2 separate regions of the Homo sapiens genome follow, and region 1 is linked to region 2. The links are chromatin loops, found by intact Hi-C in ENCODE. Cell type or tissue: HepG2. All regions are shown on one strand. Links, peaks and the distances in the headings refer to the core of each region. The heading gives the core; the rest is flanking DNA.

Region 1 (10,437 bases), core at 983-8,982, 120 kb before region 2:
AAGCTCTGCCTCCCGGGTTCGTGCCATTCTCCTGTCTCAGCCTCCTGAGTAGCTGGGACTACAGGCACCCGCCACCACGCCCGGCTAATTTTTTGTATTTTTAGTAGAGATGGGGTTTCACCAGGATGGTCTCCATCTCCTGACCTTGTGATCTGCCTGCCTCGGCCTCCCAAAGTGCTGGGATTACAGGCGTGAGCCACCGCGCCTGGTGGAGTCACTCTTGATTGCTGAATGCATAACTCTGTGTGTGTGTGTGTGTGTGTGTGTGTGTGTGTGTGTGTGTGTGTGTGTGTGTGATGGTATGCATCTAGTCTAACCCCACTAGACCGTGAGCATCCAAGGGCAGCACTCCAGCCTTGCACAAATTGTATCTTCCTAGCACCAAACACAATAACTTGCATTTGTTACATCTATTGATGAACAGATGGATGGACAAATGCTTGGAGCACTGTCAAGTAATACAGATTTGATTTATGTACACTGGTTCTTCATGATCACAAATACTCTTATTTCATATTAACTTGGACTTCTAAATTACTAAACACTACTTTCACCATTCTTTTGCATACTTTTGCAAAATATCATGAAATTTTAATTCCTTCCAACAAAATTTAAAATCCAATGTTTTATTTATAGTCTTTCCTACGACAAATAGATTTGAATGGATCTGACCTTACTGGAATTTGACTCTGTGTTTTAGAAAACAAACTTAAGTGGGTTTGTTGTTGTTGTTTTGAGACACAGTCTTACTCTGTCACCCAGGCTGGAGTACAGTGGCACAATCTTAGCTCACCACAACCTCCACCTCCTGGGTTCAAGCAATTCTGTTGCCTCAGCCTCCCAAGTAGCTGGGATTACAGGCATGTGCCACCACACCCGGCCCAAATTTAATTGTTTTAATTTTACATTTCACTATTACACCTACAGCATGGGCTAGAAAAGAATAATCCCCAAATTTCAGTTATCATACAAAACCAAAAAAGTACCCACAGAGCTTAATCATTTTGACATGTACCAACAGTAGCCATACAACTAGCAATTACATTATTTTGTCATCTTACCTCTATCTCCAAAGGGTAACAGAATGATTAAAAACTTATCAGATGAACATGAGATTGTATAGTTTAAAAGTAAGTAAAATACTCCTTCAAAAGCACTGTTTAGGGATTACTATATACCCAAGCTTTACCTTCCCAGGACTGTTTTTTGTTGTTTTTGTTGCTGTTGCTGTTGCTGTTGTTGTTGTTGACCGTGGAACTTTTTCTATTTTTTTGCATATGTAATATGCACAGTGAAGCATGCTGAATAGTGACAATTGTGTCATTTTCATAATTATCAGTTTTCAACATTTTACTTTGTTCAAGTTGACCACTTTTCTGTGGAAATATCTTTATTTGTTTCAAAGCTAATTTTATTCATTTCTGTCTAATGCTATATACGGTAAGTGGGAGAAACTCATTAACTTGAAGCATATTGTTTTTCATCTACTGCAAATAAGCTTATATACAGTGCTATTAGCACACAGCTTTGAAGTTTGTCTCTGACTTCAGGGTGTTAGCAGTGTTCTCCCGCAGTCACCCAGAGAGAACTTACAGAAGGGGTAAAGAACACTGTAAAAGGAAAACAGTTCTGTGAGAGGTAAATAATACCAACCTTTTTTCAACTCCCTTCTTTTACATATTTTAATACACATATTTTACAGTATTGCTTTTGCTGTATAACTCCCAGTCTTTGTAAAGATAAGAATAATTGATCTCAGATAGTCACACTGTATTAGGCTTGATGGATATTCAGGGAAAATTGTTTCTTTAAAAATGTTCTTGCATTAAGAGGATGTTCAAATGTGATTCTTTTCTGTCTCTAGACCTACACCTACCCCATAACAACATATCTGGAGAAGATGGGTTCCATTCTTCCTTTTCTTTAAGCCAGAAAAGACTGCAGGGAGTAAGAAAGGACATTAAGATGAACTTAAAAAGCTTTAAAGTATTTCCTTCTCTATCTAGGCTTCTATAATTATTTCTATGATATTCTAGATTACACTATAATGTATATTTCAACTCTGACTTGTTACTATTTCTAAGGTAACTTCAACTCATTTTTCACTCAAATTGTAAAATGAGTCTTTTACTTTTCCCTCCTAAAGTTTCTTTCTATGTTTCTTTCAAACTCTAAACTCATTGGAAGCCCCATAATATTTCTTCAGAATCACAATGTCCCTGCCTCTAGAACCTAAAAGTGATGGTAGAAATTAAAGTACTCATCAAGACATGTATTAGTATTTACTTTCCCTTCTCAAAACATCTGAGCATTTACAATAAAGAGCTCTGAGAGGTATGAAGCAAGATTAAAATTTGATGCTTTAATAGTAGGGCCATTTTTAATTTTTAAAAGGACATAATAAGATTATTTTTGTATATTCTCTGTTCCTGTCCAAATGGGCTGTTTGTGTCAGGCCCAAGGCTGGCACATGATAAATACTTTTTGAATTAATTCATATTCCAATCACTGCAAATATAGAGCCTGTGTTCAATCCTTTCTCCATAGTCCTCTTTTATATTCTGGGAAAAAGAGACAAATGCCCTCTCTAAGGCGCTAGCTCTCTTTGAAATGACGGTGTTATAATAATCCTCCGTATGTCTAATCTCCCAAGATTCTTACTGTTGTTATCTCTGTATTATAAATGAGAAAGCAGCATCAAACAGGTAGCATTCCCCAAAGGCACACAGCAAGGATGGAGCTGGGATATGAACCCAGATTTGTCTGAGTCCAAAGAGAGCAAGTTGACATTTACTGCTCTCCCCAACGCTTTCCCTAAAGACATATTCACTTCACTCTCCCTTACTCTTCCTTCCCGCAGAAACAACAGGAAAGAGTGAGGGAACAAATGGAAGTGGTGAACATGTCTCTGAGCACATCTGCGGACTCTCTGACAACACCTCGTCTAACTCTTTCAGAACTTGATGATATAATAAAGGTAAGGACGCACGTGACTTGTTCAGGTTTGTATTTCCAGCAGGTTACAACAGCAGCTCAGTGTCACAGAATAATAATAAATTCATATCTAACCAGTGAGCAGGCATTATAAAGATCAGATGACTGAATGTTTTAGTTTCTTGCACTGTACGATGACCACCAGCCACATATGACTACTTAAATTTAAATTACTTAAAATTAAATAAAATTAAAATTTTAATTCTTCAGTCACATTAGCCACTTTTCAAGTCCTCAGCAGCCACATAGCTAGCAGCTACTATATTCAGTGGCACAAGCATTGTGCAGAAACAGGCATTGCGCCACTGAATATAGTGGAACTTCTTGCAGAGAGTTCTATTGAAAATGCTGCTCTCGATCCATCCTACTCACTCTTCACTCATAAAGTTGTGTTTGATAAATCTGGCATTCAAAATCAATAAAAGTCACATTTTGTAAAAGTAGAAAATTTCCAATAAAATGCAGTGAACTGAACTATCATGAAATTACTCTTAGTTCATTTTATTACCTTTCGAAAGATATCACTTTAAGGTCATTTGATTGTCCGTTGACTATTTCAGCACCAAACTGTCTTTCTCTCCAAACTGACTCCCATCACTCTCCTTGGTGACAGCAAAATCCATATGGATGAAGTCACCGACTCTCTGACCTCCAGCTCCTTGAACTTGCCCTTTCCAGCAAGCTTATCCTCCAGTCCACCTCTGTTTTCCCACCTATGGCCATACCCAGATCTTGTCCTCAGTAACAGTACCTCCTCCCAAACCCTAGTTTCAAGCACCTCCCTCCCAGAGCACCATCTCCTATCTCACTTATTCTAGAATGCCCACTCCAGTAATTCTCTGGCCACATGGAGACCTCCCTGCCTTTTTTACCGTACCCCTCTCATGTCCTTTCTTCCCTCCTTAAGCAGCTCAAATTATCAAATATAATAATTCTTTCAAAATACCCTTAACTACCATATCTGCCTGTTCCTCTGTTGTACCTACCTGAGATTTCTGACTCATCCCCAGCACCATGGCCATACCAGAGCAGCTGCATGCGACTGGTGGGAACCCACTTCCCATGCTATCAGTTCTGCCTGGTGACTTGGCTTCCTGCTTTCTGAAAAATTAGAAACAAAGAGAAGAGAACTCCCTTCATCCTTCCTCCCCAGATCCGCCGGCCCGCCTGCATCTGTGCCCACACCTCTGCCTCCCCTCCGTTGTAAGCATTCCTTCTCCTGCCCGGCCTTGAAAACAGGTTGCAGGGTTTCACTCCTCAAGTTATGCCCTTTCTTCTGAATCATCCCGTTCTCATTCTTTACTTAATCATTACCATCAGCGTACAAACGTGCTGTACTATCTCCTATCTTTTAAATATCAAAAAGAAAAAAGCCCTGTAAAAAAATCTTTTATAAAGCTTGCATCCCCTCTAACTTCTGCCCTACCATTCTGCTCAGCTTCACAGCAAAATGTCTCGAGTGACTTATCATTGCTGTTTCTACCTCCCAGACTCCCACTGTCCCCTATACTCGGCCGTTTCTGAAGGGGGTTCCATCCCCTTCACTGAGACTGTTCCTGTCCAGGTCACCAGCGACCCGCCTGTCTCTCCCGGGCTTTCTCAGCCCTCCCTCCTCTAAACACCAGGTGGCGCCCTTGTCCTGGCTGCTCTGGTACCGCTCATGGCCTCTACCCTGGCTAGCGGTTTCTTCCCAGCCCCCTTTGCTAGCCTCGCCTCTGCACACCCTCTAAGTGGTCAATATTTTAGGCTCTGCAGGCCACGTACAACCACTGTCTCTTATTTTTTTCTGGGTTTTGTTTGTTTTTAATTTTTTTTTACAACCGTTTAAATATGTAAGATATATTCTCAGCTCAACAGGCTTTGGTTTGGTGCAGTGGCTCACGCCTCTAATCCCAGCACTCTGGGAGGCCAAGGTGGGGGAAAGTGCTTGAACCCAGGAGTTCAAGACCAGCCTGGGAAACATAGTGAGACCCCCTCTCTACAAAAAAGAAAATTTTTTTTTAAATAGCTAGGCGTGGTGGTGCATGCCTACAGTCCCAGCTGCTCAGGAGGCTGAGATGGGAGGATCACTTGAGCCCGGGAAGTGCAGGCTGCAGTGAGCCGTGATGGTGCCTCTGCACTCCAGCCTGGGTGACAAGGTGAGACCCTGTCTCAAAAAAAAAAAAAAAAAAAAAAAAGATTTGAGCTGCACTTGACACTGGGCCATGTTGATCTCTGCTCTGGATAATGAATGGCTCTGTGCTTGGTCCTAGGCCTTCTTTTCTACCTATACTCTCTCCCTAGCTGATCTCATTGACTCCCTTGGCTTTAAAGAACAATTACACACCAATGAATACACAATTATACCTCCAGCTATGACACCTCCACGGAGTTCCAAACTCCTATATCCGAGTGCTAACTTGACATTTTCAAGTCAGAACTCAGTACGACTGTAATAAAGTCACAGTCTCATCTATGATGTATTAATAATAGACATATCAAACTTGACATGTCTTAAATAAAACCCACTCCTTCCCCAGTCTTCTCCATCTCAATAAATGGCACAACCCAATTGCTCAAATCAAAACTCCAGAGTCACTACTGCTTTCTCCTTTCTCCTTATCTCTAAAATGAATCTTGATTTCTTTCTTTCTATTTTATTTTATTTATTTTTTTATTGTTATTTTTTTTGAGACGTGGCTTCATCCTTGTTGCCCAGGCTGGAGTGCAATGGAGTGATCTCGGCTCACTGCAACCTCTGCCTCCTGGGTTCAAGCAATTCTCCTGCCTCAGCCTCCCGAGTAGCTGGGATTACAGGCATCCACCACCATGCCCGGCTAATTTTTTGTATTTTTAGTAGAGATGGATTTTCACCATGTTGGCCAGGCTGGTCTCAAACTCCTGACCTCAGATGATCCACCTGCCTTGGCATCCCAGAGTGCTGGGATTACAGGCGTGAGCCACCACACCAGGCCTTGAATCTTGATTTCTGACCACTTTCCTTGTCTCTACTGCTGCTCTTTGGTCCAAGTCACCTCATCTACAGTTTAAATTGCCACCAGAGCCTCCTAGCTGATCCAACTGTCTCCACTCTTGTCCTTCAAGACATATTCTTTATGCAGTAGCAGAACAATCCTTTAAAAACATAACCAACATTATTTCTACTATAGACACTCCCCAGTGGCACTTAAAGTAAGAAACAAGCTCATTTTGTCATGGCCCATGAGACCCTACATGACCCAGCTCAGACCCACTTTTCTGACCACATACCCAACTCTTTTCTCACTCACTGCACTCCAGCCCAACAAACTCCTCTCTATTTTTCAAATATACCATACTTATTTCCTGCCTCAGGATTTCTGCACCTGCTGCCCTCAGATCTTCAAATGGCTGGTGTCCTTATGACCCTGACATCCAAATGAACCCCTTACCCCACTCACTCCTCATCCCACCCCACCTGTCATATGTTATTCAAAATATCTTTTACTCCCTGAAATTAGCTTGTTTGCTTGTTTGATCACTTGTTTATTACCTGTATCTCTCCCACTAAACTGTAAATTCCTTGAAAGTGGAGACTGTGTTCAAAGGTATTCTACCCCCAGAAGAGTTCCTGGTCCATAATGAGCACACAGGGAATATTTGTTGATGGAATGAATGAGTAAAAGTGGTATGTCCATGGTCTATTTTCCACTTATACAATTAAAAACATTTTTTTCAAAGTATTGTTCCCCAGATGACCAACCAAAATGGCTAGAGGTTTAATACTGCCTCCATAAAAGTAAACCCTTTGTACTACAAACCCTTTGTGCTACATTCTGGGATTACAAAAATAAGTTAAACTCAGTTCCTGCCTCCTAGGATTGTATGATGTGATGAGTTAAATAATCACTTAAAATTATTACAATCATTTGACACATGAATGAATAATAAAAACACATGGCAACACTTAACTCATCCTGAGGAGGTTAGGGATGGCCTCAAAAAGGAAGTGATATTTGAGCTGAATTTGAAAGGAGGAGTAGAGCTTTCCAGGTAGATTAGACAGAAAATAAAGGAAAATTATTCCAGAAAGGGAAAATATTTGCAGAGGTAAGAGACCAGAAAAAATTGTGGAGCATTAAAACAACAACCAGTTGGTCAAGATTAGACCATGGGATATAGCAGGTTGGGGGTCATGAGAATTGATGAAATTGGTGAGAGAAGAGCGGTCAGCTGATGATGTCATGCTTAGAAATTGGACTCATTCCTGCAAAGCAACTGGCTGATTCTGAGAAGGGAAATAACATGGTCAGATTTTCTTAATAGGAAGATTACCTTTCCTGCAAGACAGTGGAGAATGGATTAGAATACTCAAAGACTGCCCTCAGAGAAAGAAGTGAGATCACTCAGGGGAGAGGAAAGGGCTGGGAGTCAAATGCCAAGTTTCACGGTCTCTTTCTTGGTCAGGGAAAGAGGAGACCCAGGAGATAGCATAGTCACAGAAGCTAGGAAAAGAAAAGAGTTTTAAGCAAAGACAGTGGCCAACACTGTAGCAAACCACAGATGGGTCCAGTAAATAAGGATGGGAAAATGTCAAGTGGATCTGGAGATTTGGGGCCAGGTGTTGGTGATCTTGGCAAGAAACATTTCTGTAAAGTGCACTGTGTCAAAGCAAGAGAAAAAGCTAGAAGGGAGCCTAAAGTGAAAGAATAAGGTTTTTTGTTTGTTTGTTTGTTTGTTTTGTTTTTTGACGGGAGATACTTGAGCATGTTTATATCTGAGAAGAGTCAGTAGCTAGAAAGCAAGAATGAATAACGGGGTTACCAAGACAATGGGGCAGCATGCTTTATACAGAAAATGAACATTTTCCTCTTAAAATTGGAGAGAAATTTTTGTGTAGGTGTAGCTATAAATACATCTATAGAGTTTGCGGGGAAGGGCTGGGGGCTGGTTGCAAAAAGCTGGGGAAATACCTGTTCATTGGTTTTGGAGTCTCTGAGGGAGTTAACCAATAAATAGTGACCCTTTCCAGAACCCAAGTTCTAAACAGGTGGAAACATAAATAAAATAGTAAATACAGAGACCAAGGAGGTTGCCTTATTTCTGAAGCAGCTAAGCAGCAGGCATGGCTTTAGGTCTCTTAGCCAAGTGGGGTAGCTGACATTCAGTCCCAGTATTAAGCAGCTGTGCCCACCCAGACAGGCAACACCGTAAGGCTTAGATGGGGGTTCTGCCCAGAATAGTTTTAACATGGAGGAACACAGGAAAACTCAGGCTTTCTGCTGGCAGCTTGCTCCCAGGACAAAGAAGGGTGGAGTTGAGCAGAGCCTATAGAGTTATTCTTCCCAAATTTACCCACAAAATCAACCACTCCCCTCTCACAGGAGTAGAGTGAGGAAAGGGGTAGAGAGGTCTGGAGTTTCACTCACTGTGCTCCCTGCATATAAAGGAGACATCAGAAGTGTGGAAGAAGTGTCCCCCACTAACAGTTTATGACCTCCAAATAAAAAAGAAAATAAAGTGATCTGTTTACAATCAGATGGGGGTGGGTGAAGGAAATGTTGGCTTAGGAATCATGACAATGTTTAGAATCACTATTTGGGTGACTAGGAGAACAAATCTCTTTGCAGCATTGAGGGGCCAGCCAAGGCTGAAACTCACGGGTTTGCAGGAACATCCGTCTACACAGTTGCACGATCTTTAAGCAAAATCGTAGGTCTGTGGTTGTATTAAAAACCAAGAGAGCCTGTGTTACAAGGTGATTTTTAGGAAGTAGTCAGTCACCTGAAAGGTAACTGAAAGGTCAGATGAAAACTGAATGATGTCCATTAGATTTAGTAACTTAGATGTAATTAACTTCTCTTTTGGTAGAGTAATGGAGTAGAAATCAGACAGGACTAGGTCAAAATAGGAAATATAAAGTGAGAGAAAATAGAGACAACATATATAAACAACTTCCATTTTTTGAAATATGTTGCTATGAAGAGAGCAGAAAAGTATTGTAGTAACATTAGGGACATGTGTGGATAATTGAAGGTTTTAGTTTAGTTTTAGTTTTTAGGTCTGAAATGGTAGAGCATTTCTGGGTTGTGAATGCTAGCTAGGGAAGCAATCAATACAGAAGAAAGAGCTGGCAATGCGGGATAAATAGACATATACTTACAGTATTTTAGACTTATGTGGTCCTGCACTGAAATTTACTGACCTTCATAATAAGAAAGAACAGAGATTATCTTTTGGTGCCTAGGAAAAATGTTTTAAGTTCTTCTAAATTCAATGTATTTATTAAAATTTTTTTCTTTAGAATGCGTCAGGGATTTATGCAGAAATAGATGGAGCCAAAAGTGAACTACAAGTAAAACTATCTAACCTAAGTAACCTCAGCCATGATTTAGTCCAAGAAGCTATTGACCATGCACAGGACCTTCAACAAGAAGCTAATGAATTGAGCAGGTAATATCCTGGTTTTAGAAATGCAAATATCTACATGGGGTGAATAAAATATTACTATTCAATTCCATATGTCAGAACTACTGGGATACAATTTTACCAGGTTGATTAAGGTTGGGTATGCTTATGTGTTGATATGTTGGTTGGTTGGTTGGTTCCTTGGTTGCTTGGTTGGTTGGTTGGTTGGTTGGTTGTTCCATCTGAGAGTCCATCATTGTTCATTGCAATTGTTTGGGGGAGCTGGTCTTTTTTATTTAAAAAAAATCTGTCATATTAAAGGTCTGTGTTCCGGGAAGAGGGGGGTGTCTGTTCCACAATTTTTAGTAGGATGACCAAAGACAATGTATAAAACATTGTCAAATAAATCAGATCCCTTTAGAAGGTCTAATTCTAACATTACCTATTTATTTCATAGACAGCATTATCTTTCCACACCCAAGTGTCTTAAGTAAAACTGGTCGGGAATTGGCAATATAACTGACTTCTGATAAATACTCCACAGTGCCCAGCAGGAACTATTTGATTTCAACACCTGTTAAGAGAAAATCAATTGGCAATTTTCCTCCCAGCACCTAGAATAGAATCACACACCTCTTGGACACTCAATTAATGTTAACTGAAAAGTACTGAAAGATCAGAATTGAATTCATGACCCTGAAATAATAGGCAAATAATGAGATCATTATAGAGAAAGACTAGGAAAAAAGGACCAGTAAAGGTCATTAATAAAATAAGAACCAATATTAACTTCTGTTCAAAATATAAATCACCTTCTTATTCTTGATTGCCAAAATTTTCAAACACTCTTCCAAATCTCCTACGAAGAGAGAAGAAAAGAAAGAGAGAGGTCATATAAAATCTTGGTGTGTCAGTGGGTGAGACAGTGCCATATCCCACTCGGTATCATGGCCCTAGAAACATGAGCTTTTGATGAAGGCAATAAAATGGAGCTTAGAAAAAACACTATTTTGATAATATACTATATTAGCAGAATGTTGTTTTTGAGATCCATCTTATGGCTCTCTTCATTATTCT
Region 2 (10,437 bases), core at 1,108-9,107:
GAACTGATTATCAGAGGCCTGGCCCCTTTTTAGGCACCTTCTAGGCCTGCTGGATTGTCGTTCAACCCCCACTCATGGTGGCAGTGGTGTGGGTGGGTGGGTGGTCATGATGGTGGCCATGGTATTGGGGGTGGGGAGGAATGCACCAATGATACCTTAGAATAAATCCATCTCAGGATGGAGGCAGGGGAGGAGGGTTCAGAGCCTGGTTTAATTTGAATTAAAGAAAATGAATTTGTGAAGTCATACTCATACTTGCTACAAATACCACAAGCTTCACAAAGTAGCCATTCTCCTGCAGTGTGGACTCTCCCCTGAAAACTCACAGAACTCAGAACCAAAACCAGTGCCGGAGCATCTGTACCGTCTCCCATGGCCCTCTGTTCACTCCTGGCTTGGCCTGCAACCGGGTCTCTAATAATGCAGCAACTCTGCCCACCAGGTTGCTACTGCAAGCCCAACAAGGCTGAAGGATGTTTGCTTGGTAGGTGCTCAATAGAAACTAGGTGATTCAAAATAGAGTCCTTTTAAATCACCTTATACTACATACTGCATACTACCAAAGCTAAGCATGTCTATAATTTTGCATACATTTATCCATTGCGTTCTTTCCTGCCATTTGCAAACTATTACCATTACAGTCATATGTCCCTTAAAGATAGGGATATTTTCTTTTTCTTTTTTTTTTTTTTATTGATCATTCTTGGGTGTTTCTCACAGAGGGGGATTTGGCAGGGTCATAGGACAATAGTGGAAGGAAGGTCAGCAGATAAACAAATGAACAAAGGTCTCTGGTTTTCCTAGGCAGAGCACCCTGCGGCCTTCCGCAGTGTTTGTGTCCCTGGGTACTTGAGATTAGGGAGTGGTGATGACTCTTAATGAGCATGCTGCCTTCAAGCATCTGTTTAACAAAGCACATCTTGCACCGCCCTTAATCCATTTAACCCTGAGTGGACACAGCACATGTTTCAGAGAGCACAGGGTTGGGGGTAAGGTCATAGATCAACAGGATCCCAAGGCAGAAGAATTTTTCTTAGTACAGAACAAAATGAAAAGTCTCCCATGCCTACTTCTTTCTACACAGACACAGCAACCATCCGATTTCTCAATCTTTTCCCCACCTTTCCCCCTTTTCTATTCCACAAAACCGCCATTGTCATCATGGCCCGTTCTCAATGAACTGTTGGGTACACCTCCCAGACGGGGTGGCTGCCGGGCGGAGACGCTCCTCACTTCCCAGACGGGGTGGCTGCCGGGCGGAGGGGCTCCTCACTTCTCAGACGGGGCGGCCGGGCAGAGACGTTCCTCACCTCCCAGAAGGGGCGGCGGGGCAGAGGCGCTCCCCACATCTCAGAAGATGGGCGGCCGGGAAGAGGCGCTCCTCACTTCCCAGATGGGATGGCGGCCGGGCAGAGATGCTCCTCACTTTCCAGACTGGGCAGCCAGGCAGAGGGGCTCCTCACATCCCAGACGATGGGCGGCCAGGCAGAGATGCTCCTCACTTTCCAGACGGGGTGGCGGCCGGGCAGAGGCTGCAATCTCGGCACTTTGAGAGGCCAAGGCAGGTGGCTGGGAGATGGAGGTTGTAGCGAGCCCAGATCACGCCACTGCACTCCAGCCTGGGCACCATTGAGCAATGAGTGAATGAGACTCCGTCTGCAATCCCGGCACCTCGGGAGGCCGAGGCTGGCGGATCACTCGCGGTTAGGAGCTGGAGACCAGCCCGGCCAACACAGCGAAACCCCGTCTCCACCAAAAAAATATGAAAACCAGTCAGGCGTGGCGGCGCGCGCCTGCAATCGCAGGCACTAGGCAGGCTGAGGCAGGATAATCAGGCAGGGAGGTTGCAGTGAGCCGAGATGGCAGCAGTACAGTACAGCTTCGGCTCGGTATCAGAGGGAGACCATGGAAAGAGAGGGAGAGGGAGAGGGAGACCGTGGAAAGAGGGAGAGGGAGAGAGGGAGAGAGGGAGAGGGGGAGAGGGAGAGCGTGTCTCCTTCCTTTGTTGGCTGGGTAGTAATTCTGTCCAAGATAGGGATATTTTCTAAGATGTGCATTGTTACATAATTTTGTTGTTGTTCAAACATTATAGGGTGAACTTACACAAACCTATATGATATAGCCTGCTACATACCTAGGCTGTATGGTAGAGCCTGCTGCTCCTAGCCTACAAACCTGTACAGCATGTTACTGTACTAAATATTGTCAGCAATTGTAGCACAATAAGTATTTGTGTATCTAAACATATCTAAACATAGAAGAGGTACAGTAAAGAGATCATATAAAAGATTAAAAATGATCCACCTATATAAGACATTTGCCGTGAATGGAGCTTGCAGGACAGGAAGTCGCTCTGGGTGAGTGAGTGGTGAGTGAATGGGAAGGCCTAGGACATTATTACTGTGCACTACTGTAGACTTGATGAACAAATAGATTTAGTGTAGCCTATTTTTTCTTTGATAATAAATTAACCTTAGCTTACTGTACCTTTTTTACTTTATAGACTTTTTATCCTTTTTTTAACTTTTTGATTTTTTTTTTGAGACAGTCTCACTCTGTCCCCCAGGCTGGAGTGCAGTGGCACAATCTTAGATCACTTCAACCTCCACCTCCTGGGTTCAAGCTATTCTCCTGCCTCAGCCTCCCAAGTAGCTGGGACTACAGGCACCTGCCACCACACCTGGCTAATTTCTGTATTTTTAGTAGAGACAGGGTTTCACCATGTTGGCCAGGCTGGTATCAAACTCCTGACTTCAAATATCCACCCACCTTGGCCTCCCAAAGTGCTGGGATTACAGGCATGAGCCACCGTGCCTGGCCAACTTTTTGACTCTTTTATAACACAGCTTAAAACACATTGTACTGCTATACACAAATAATTTATTTGTATCCTTATTCTGTATGCTTTTTTTCTAATGTTTTTTCTTACTTTTAAAACTTTTCTTAGTAAAAACTAAGACACAAACATCCACATTAGCCTAGGCCTACACAGGGTCAGGATCATAATATCACTGTCTTTCACCTCAACGTCCTGTCCCACTGGAAGGTCTTCAGGGGCAAAAACATGCATGGAGCTGTCATCTCCTATGATAACAATGCCTTCTGAAGGACCTGCCTGTCCTGTGTTATAGCTAACTTTTTTTAATAAGTAGAAGGATTACACTCAAAAATAATGATAAAAATATAGTATAGTAAATATATAAACCAGTAATGTAGTATTTATTATCATTCTCAAGTATTATGTACTGTACATAATTGTATGTGCTATACTTTTATATGACTGGCAGTGCAGTTGGTTTGTTTATACCAGCATCACCACAAACATATAATGCATTGCACTGTGATGTTGGAATGGCTACGATGGCACTAGGTGATTGGAGTTTTTCAGCTACACTATAACCTTATGAGACCACTTTTGTATATGAGGACTGTCATTTACTAAAACGTCATTGTGTGACATGTGACTGTATTGCACATCTCACTTACCTTTTTTTCTATATGTCTTTCTGTTAAAAGCATCCCATTTTTTTTTTACAAAGCACTAGCCTCACGATCCCAACGTGACTCTAGTCACATGTGCATGAGAGAGTAGGTTTGTTTTCTCTTCTTCCTCCACTAACGTGTATACAAGCCTTGTTAATCAACACCTGTGCATTCTCTGAGGGGCTGTTCTGTGCGTGCTAAGGTGCTGCCAATGCCCCCCACCATGGATGGAGGGACAAAGAGGTGCCAGGCTCTGCTTGGTCCCCTGTCCAACTTTTAATAAACCAGGTCCAAAAATGAGCAACCTCTGACCACCACAAAATGCTCTGCCCAGCCATCTGCGTGGGGCTTGGGTCAGAGTCTCCTTGAAAATAAACAGGTGTCCTCATTCCAAGGGCCTTTAAAAAAGTCAGGCTGTGGCCCAAGGAAAACAAGGCCAAATATCTCAGAGGTTTATAATTCATTTTGTCACTTGGCCTTGTTAGTCTGGTTTGCAGGGGGAGCTCTGTGTGGGAAACAGGGCTGAGTTAATCAGAGGCAGACACCGAGGCCGACCACATGCAAAGGAGAAGCAAGAGAAGAGGAGGACAGAAAAATTTCCAGTATTTCCAAATGTGGGTGAAGCTAATCTTTCAGAGAAGGAAAAGTATGCATAATGTGGTGTGTCATTCCTGATTTGTAAAATGCTTGCACATGTGAATCATAATTCAATTAGATGGGGACAGTGACAGGCATCCTGGACTTGGAGTCAAAAGACCCTCATTCACCTTCAAGCTCTGCTACTTTTCTGAGCTCACTCACCTTAGACAATTTCCTTCAGGCCTCCCTGCCTCCAAGCTTCCTACCTCCCCCAGTCCAGCCTCAACATTGCCATTTGATCTCTTTTTCTTAAACACAAATTAGATCATGTCACTCTCCCGCTCAAAACCCTTTTTCACTCCCCCTGGAATAGAACCCAGCTCCTGGGAAGCACAGTAGAAGGCCTTCCACGATGAAGCAACCTCACCCCTGCACTATCCTTGCCTCACCTGCCAGCTCAGGTAGCACAGACCTGCTGTACTGCGAGTCCCCCAGCCTCTTGCTTTTGCTTATGCGATTCTACCAGGACAACCCTGCCCACTGCTTTATCTGATAAGCAGTTTGCACAAGCGACTTCTCCCCTGAGAACGCTTCCTAACCAGCACCCACAGCAAAGCTCCTCAAGCAATTAGCGTGCCACCCTGCCCTTGTAAAGCCCATACTGCAATCATCTGTTTATATGCACGGTTGCAAGATTTTGCTTATAAAAATAATGATAATAATAGATGCCCAGTTAACTGCTTTAGCATATATGGGACACACACACACACAAATTCCGTGTTAACCTGAAATTCAAATTTAACTGGGCATATGTTCATATGGCTTGTCCCTACTAGACTGGGTCACTGAAAATAGAGACTGAGACATCTTCATAGCCTTGGTACCCACAACATGACTGACTTACAGCAGGGGCTTGGGAAATACTTACTTTAGAGTTTTTAGCCTTAAAGTTACTAATCTTACAGGAAAATGAATAAACACTCCACTCACTTTTTATTTGCCTTCTTCAGTGAGATCTACATTAAGTGAGATCTAGGTTTTGCAGAAGGCTAAAGGTCACCCTTCTGCAAAATCTAGATTGCAGTTTCCAGACTGTCCGGCTCCAACCTGCCATGAGCCCCTGCGGACGCTAGATGGCGGAATGGGTTAAGGGACTAGCCCTGCTCTGGGGTCCGGGCGCCCCTATATAAAAGCAGGCGCTTCCTCTGCCGCAGAGCCCTGCATTATTGATTGTGACGCTGCCGCAGAGGTGGGAGGAGCCCGCCGCCATCTCGCCAAGTCTGCAGTATCGGGAACATGGCTTTAGGATCCTTTTCTCTCTCTGCAAAAAGTCCCTCGATAGCTGGAAAGAGAGAGCTCTCTGTGGCCCACATGATTGTTTTCATTCATAGGAAGATCAGACCTTCCCATAGTCAGAATCATTTTTATTTCACATTGTCATTCTGAATAGCGGCACCAAAGAATAGCAGCTGTACTTTCTGAAAGCCACTGATTTGAATCGGCACCTATCGTAAAATATTACCGCGTCACTGAAAGGCAAAATAGTCGGGGGCGGTGGGGGAAATTCATCATCTCTTTAGGTTTCTCAGTTACAAAACATTCTTATAAAAATAGATGAAAGTACTACGGACGTAAAATAGTTTCATGATATTTAAAACCACGGCCGTATTTTCAACCAGCATTCATTGGAACCGGAATCTGTATCTTGGAACTGAAAAGCGCTGATCTGAAACTAAACCGTGGGTGGGGCCCTGACGCCGTCCCCTCCGTGGCACCCTTCCCTCCGGGCCAGCAGAGGGCGCTCAACGGGCAGTCAAAGGGGCTCTCGCAGGAGTCCTGCCTATACAAACATTTTATTTTAGCAGGGAACTGAGTTGTCTATTTACTCACCAGTGTTTTTATTTAGCCAATGCCTTTCTTTGAATATAGATGTGCTGATTAGAGTGCTGTATTGTTCCCTCTCTTTATGAGCCACACATATAATGCATCCTCCATGTTGTCTCATTTGAGTTTCCTTTGTGAAATGAGAATTTAGAGACAGTGTAAAACATCTTGACTAAAGAATCTTAGATTCTGTACTCATAACCATCAAATATAATTCAACAACACATTTAAAGCAGCTTTTCCTGTTGAATCTTTCCCAAGCATTTTGCTTTTTCTTTCCATTGGAAATATCTTTCTTCATGTATCTGTGTATCATCAGTTTTAGTAATATTTGCTCAAATTAATATTTGCTCAAATTGTGTCGTTATCGGGATACAATTAAGTGGAATGAACAGATTAGGAAAGAGGCAAACAACACACTGGGCCTACTAAAGAGGAGCCTCCTCTCCTACCAGCTGTGAGCTCTCAGTGAGCTCAGGGTGTGTTCGTATGTTCCACGAAAGAAACTAAGAGTTAATTAATCTGTCCTGGTACGCGGAGGTCAATCAAGACAGTTTCCACCTGAATTCAGAAAGGTTACATCATTGTTTAAAAGAAATACACACACACACACACACACACACACACACACACACACACCACTTTTCCAAATCCACATGTAATGTAATTGAATCAACTGCTAAATCAAATGCTGTCTTAAGACTTGACAGAACAAAACTGAGCTCACGCTTACACACACTAGGACTGTTAATTGATGAGGCTCATCCACAAAAGACTCTCCAAAGTGAATCTCGTGTCACAGTTTCAGAGTGTGGAAAGCAACTCTTCAGTCCTGGATGATGGCTTTCAGAATGCCATCTGTGTCCTGTGCATGCCAGGCACACAGACACTGCCCTTACCTGCCCCTCAGGTTTTATGTCCAAAGTTAGTATGTCCACCTTCAGTAAGCAAGAATATCAGTTCTTAAACTCAGGTTCACAATAAATATATTTTTAGAATCCCTTAAATCAAGTCGCATGTAACTCCAAGTCCCCCTTTTATTGAGCTGTTGGACAGCTGAATCATAATCATTATTGGGCACCTCCTCCATCCTGGTTTGGGTCAGGGTTCCAGGTCCCTGCAGCCCACAGGCAATGGTTCCTTCAGGTTTGACAATCCTGCTATTTCAGTACCAGCCTTGGGTCATGAGAACATTGGTGCACTGGAAGATGCTGCATCTAGGGACCAATCTCCCTGGCTGGAGTCGCTGCTAGGGATATCTTGGCACCTCCCCAGCCCAGCACACTGCCAAGGAGAGGTGAGCAGCTCCCATTCTCACAGGACCTCTGACCAGTCTTGGGGGAGGAGAATCTCTTCCAGCCACCTAGCTGCTCCAAAAATGTGCCACTTCCTCCTCCCACTCTAGGAATTTACTGTAAACGGTAGTATCAGCTGTAAACCCTTTCAAACAAGATGGTGCCACCATCCCCACCCCCATTCCCAATAAAACTAAGGAGCTGCAGAAACTAAATGTGTGGATTGGCACTGCATGGGAAAAAGTTCTGTTCTAATGGGACAACGTAATGCTAAAGATTCAAAGCCACTTTGATCAAAAACATTCTGTCTTTTCTGGACAGTTACAAAAAGAGGAAAGATGGAAACTTTCCCACCATGGAGAACATGGGAGCTCTGTTTTGGGGCTCTTGAAGCATTTCCATGTATAAACACTTTGTTTTGTTAGCCAGCATTTTCGGTTCATGCATTCCTTCAGTCCCACCTCTAATTAAGCAAAGGCATTAAATTTTTAGTATCAGTAATAAATATCCCTTCCACCCCCCAAAAATGTTTATTACAATTATATGTTTTTTCTGCTACTGAAAAGGAATAACTTAAGTTTATGTGATGTAAATGTTGGCTTTGAGAAAATGAATAGGGAAGTGAGTCAGGAAGCAATCAACAGGAAGCATAATGGTGGGAAAGAAAGCTGGGACTCACAACCCCTGAGATCTGGAGGGTGAATGCAGGTCACCGGGCCACTTCCTTTAGGGAGCTCATTATTTCAGAGACAGCACACCATTGTTGGAACCCTGTGTAGCAGCACTGTCTAGCAGAACTTTCAGCAATTATGGAAATATTCTATAATATAGAACTATAATGTGCTGTTGAGCATTTAAAATATGGTCAGTGTGAATGAGGAACTACATTTTTTATTTTATTTAATTTTAATTAATTTAAGTTTAAATAGTCATAAGTGGCTAGTAGCTGCCATGTTGATAGCATAACTCTGAAGTCTTTTTTCTTTTTTAATCCATAATTTATCCCTCACATATTTCCATAAATGTTTTTGTAAGCTAAGACAGCTTACAAAAAAATCAAGCACAGTATAAAACAGGAGAATTAAATTTTTTTTAATGATTGAAAAAAATAGTAAAAGAAGAGGAAAGCTCTGTAAAATAGAGCAGAGAACTAGATGCTCCCAGACACATGGAATGAGTCAGTGCCTTTGAAAATTAAATTTATTTCTAAATTGCTGGAAAGTAAAGCAAAAATGAAAAGTCATGCAGGAGGGAAAGGTGAAATTTGTAGTTAACCATTGTTTGGCTGCTCAGAAACACTCAGTTCCTGAAAATGGTCGCCTTGCCCCTGAAGCCCTTACTCTCAACCATTTCTTCTAGTTGGTATGGCCGAGCTCCTCTGGGTGATACCCCTGGGACCTCATCCAACCTGGCCAATCATAGTCCTTTCTTTGAGAGATGACTGGAGACACAGAGAAGTGTGGTGTCTCCATAGACTGATGGATGGCATGTGTGAAACTTGGGGTGTGTTGAGCTGAGGGACAGAGGATGGCAGTCTGCACCAAGGCAGGGGACAACAATGTGGTTAGGGTCACCAGTACAGGCTATGGATTCACACTCGCTCTCTTACTACAATAGCTGTGTGACATTGGACACATGCCTTTACTTCCCCAGGCTTCCACCTCTGAAAAATGGAATAATTTTAGTTCAGATTTTACAGAGTTGTTGTAAAAATAAATAAATAAATAAAATGCAATGAACCTAAGCAGAAAGCATGCCTAGGACATAATAAATGCTCCACAAATATTATTAATTATATGAATATTGGCAGCAGAGTCCTGACAACATTCATGTTTTTGGATTTGTGTCATTCCCAAAGTCCAAGCATGGATTCCACTGGATTCCATGAGACATGCTCCTCCCCCATATTCTTTTTTTTCCCCAGTTTTATTGAGCTGTAATGGACAAATCTCTCCCATATCCTTAAAATGAAATTTCTGTTTTGCTTAAGCTAATTTGGATTGGGTTTCTGCTAACTGCCTCCAACAGAGTTCTCACTTGTATGTCACCTTGTTTGGAAGTCTAACTTGTCTTCCTCCCTACGCAGAAGGCCAGGTCAGCTGCAGGAGCACCTAACCTTTGCAGACTCTTCACAGGCAACAGGCATGGAATAGGAGAATGCAGATGAACCAGTCATAGTAAAGATACTATCTTTAGTGAACATTTGCTATGTTTGTGGCTGCCCATCACCCACACTCTCTTCTTATTTGGGAATAAACCTCCCAGAATATGCATCTTGGAGGGACATGCGGCTCCATCTCCTATGATAGGATCTGGAAGTTGCCACATCAAGCTTTTCTCCACTCCTAGGCAATCTATGCACTGTGTTCTTCTCTGAATTCTACATAGCTAAGAACAGGAAGACCCAGTGCCCAGCACTGTTGCCAACACAGTAGATAATAATTGTCTGTTGAACAAATGAATAAGGGAGCCAGTGGACGAGTTAATGCGGAAGCAGTAAACTAAAGCAGAATGAGGAGTCCGCTGCTCGTGGGCGCCAAGAAGGCGGGTGTTTGCCCTGGAATGTCAGCCTTGCCGTGAACTTGGTAATGGAGAAAGGGCAGGGCTGATGATCCAAAAAAATCTACTCATCACAAAAATATGAGGTTATTTGGTCGTTTGTTTTTCCTTGTGAGAAACGTTTACAAGGTAAACCTTCTGTTAAGGTAACGAGCACACCTTGCCTGAAACAGATGCGCACTGTGAACTGGTCATTAATGGAGCAAGTTGTGACCCTGTTTGATGGTGGAGCTAGATGCGCCGACACAGTCCAAGGACAGCTAACAGTTCATCACTGGCAGCTGTGGGATTTCTGACTCTTCGCTCTGCATTCATCCAGCTCAGTTCCCACAGGCCCCTGAAGTGACAGACTCACCCATACCTTGCTCATATACATTTGGATGATTTGGCTCATCTCTCAGGGCCTTCATTTCCGATATTCCCCCACTCTTTATTGAATCCAAAACAAAGAAGAAAAGAACCATTTCTGACAATGTTTGTCATCTATAGAAATAAAATTACATTTCTGTTTTTTTTGTTGTTGTTGTTTCTGTTTGTTTGTTTTCCTGCTTCTTATCGCATCAGGGGAAGACAGCCAGACAGATTTCCACCAATTTGGGACCCCCCAGCTTAAAATATTGACTAACTGGTGTTTGAA

The links. A loop is a pair of places that touch in the nucleus more often than their neighbours do. Peaks named below come from ENCODE experiments on the same cell type or tissue, not always from the same donor. Only the 100,000 strongest peaks of a DNase experiment are listed, where the experiment ranks them.
Region 1: a loop joins it to region 2, with 11 times the contacts of the local background. A loop is called at or near these places in 8 of 110 quality-filtered maps.

Annotation. Positions count from the first base shown.
Region 1 is chr6:112,157,700-112,168,136 of GRCh38, reverse strand. LAMA4 (laminin subunit alpha 4) reads left to right here. Exons shown (of 39, transcript NM_001105206.3): 13 at 2,861-2,977; 14 at 9,257-9,405. Among named protein-coding and RNA genes, the nearest start is that of LAMA4-AS1, 74 kb to the left of the region's middle. RefSeq lists an enhancer at 4,496-4,545. In HepG2, for the core only: a CTCF peak has its summit at 4,629 (motif pointing right); a DNase peak (open chromatin) is centred at 4,616; H3K27me3 peaks cover 1,518 bases.
Region 2 is chr6:112,038,608-112,049,044 of GRCh38, reverse strand. No RefSeq gene overlaps it. Among named protein-coding and RNA genes, the nearest start is that of CCN6, 10 kb to the left of the region's middle. RefSeq lists a silencer at 5,181-5,280. In HepG2, for the core only: CTCF peaks have their summits at 5,199 (motif pointing right) and 5,863 (motif pointing right); DNase peaks (open chromatin) are centred at 5,244 and 5,844; H3K4me3 peaks cover 1,007 bases.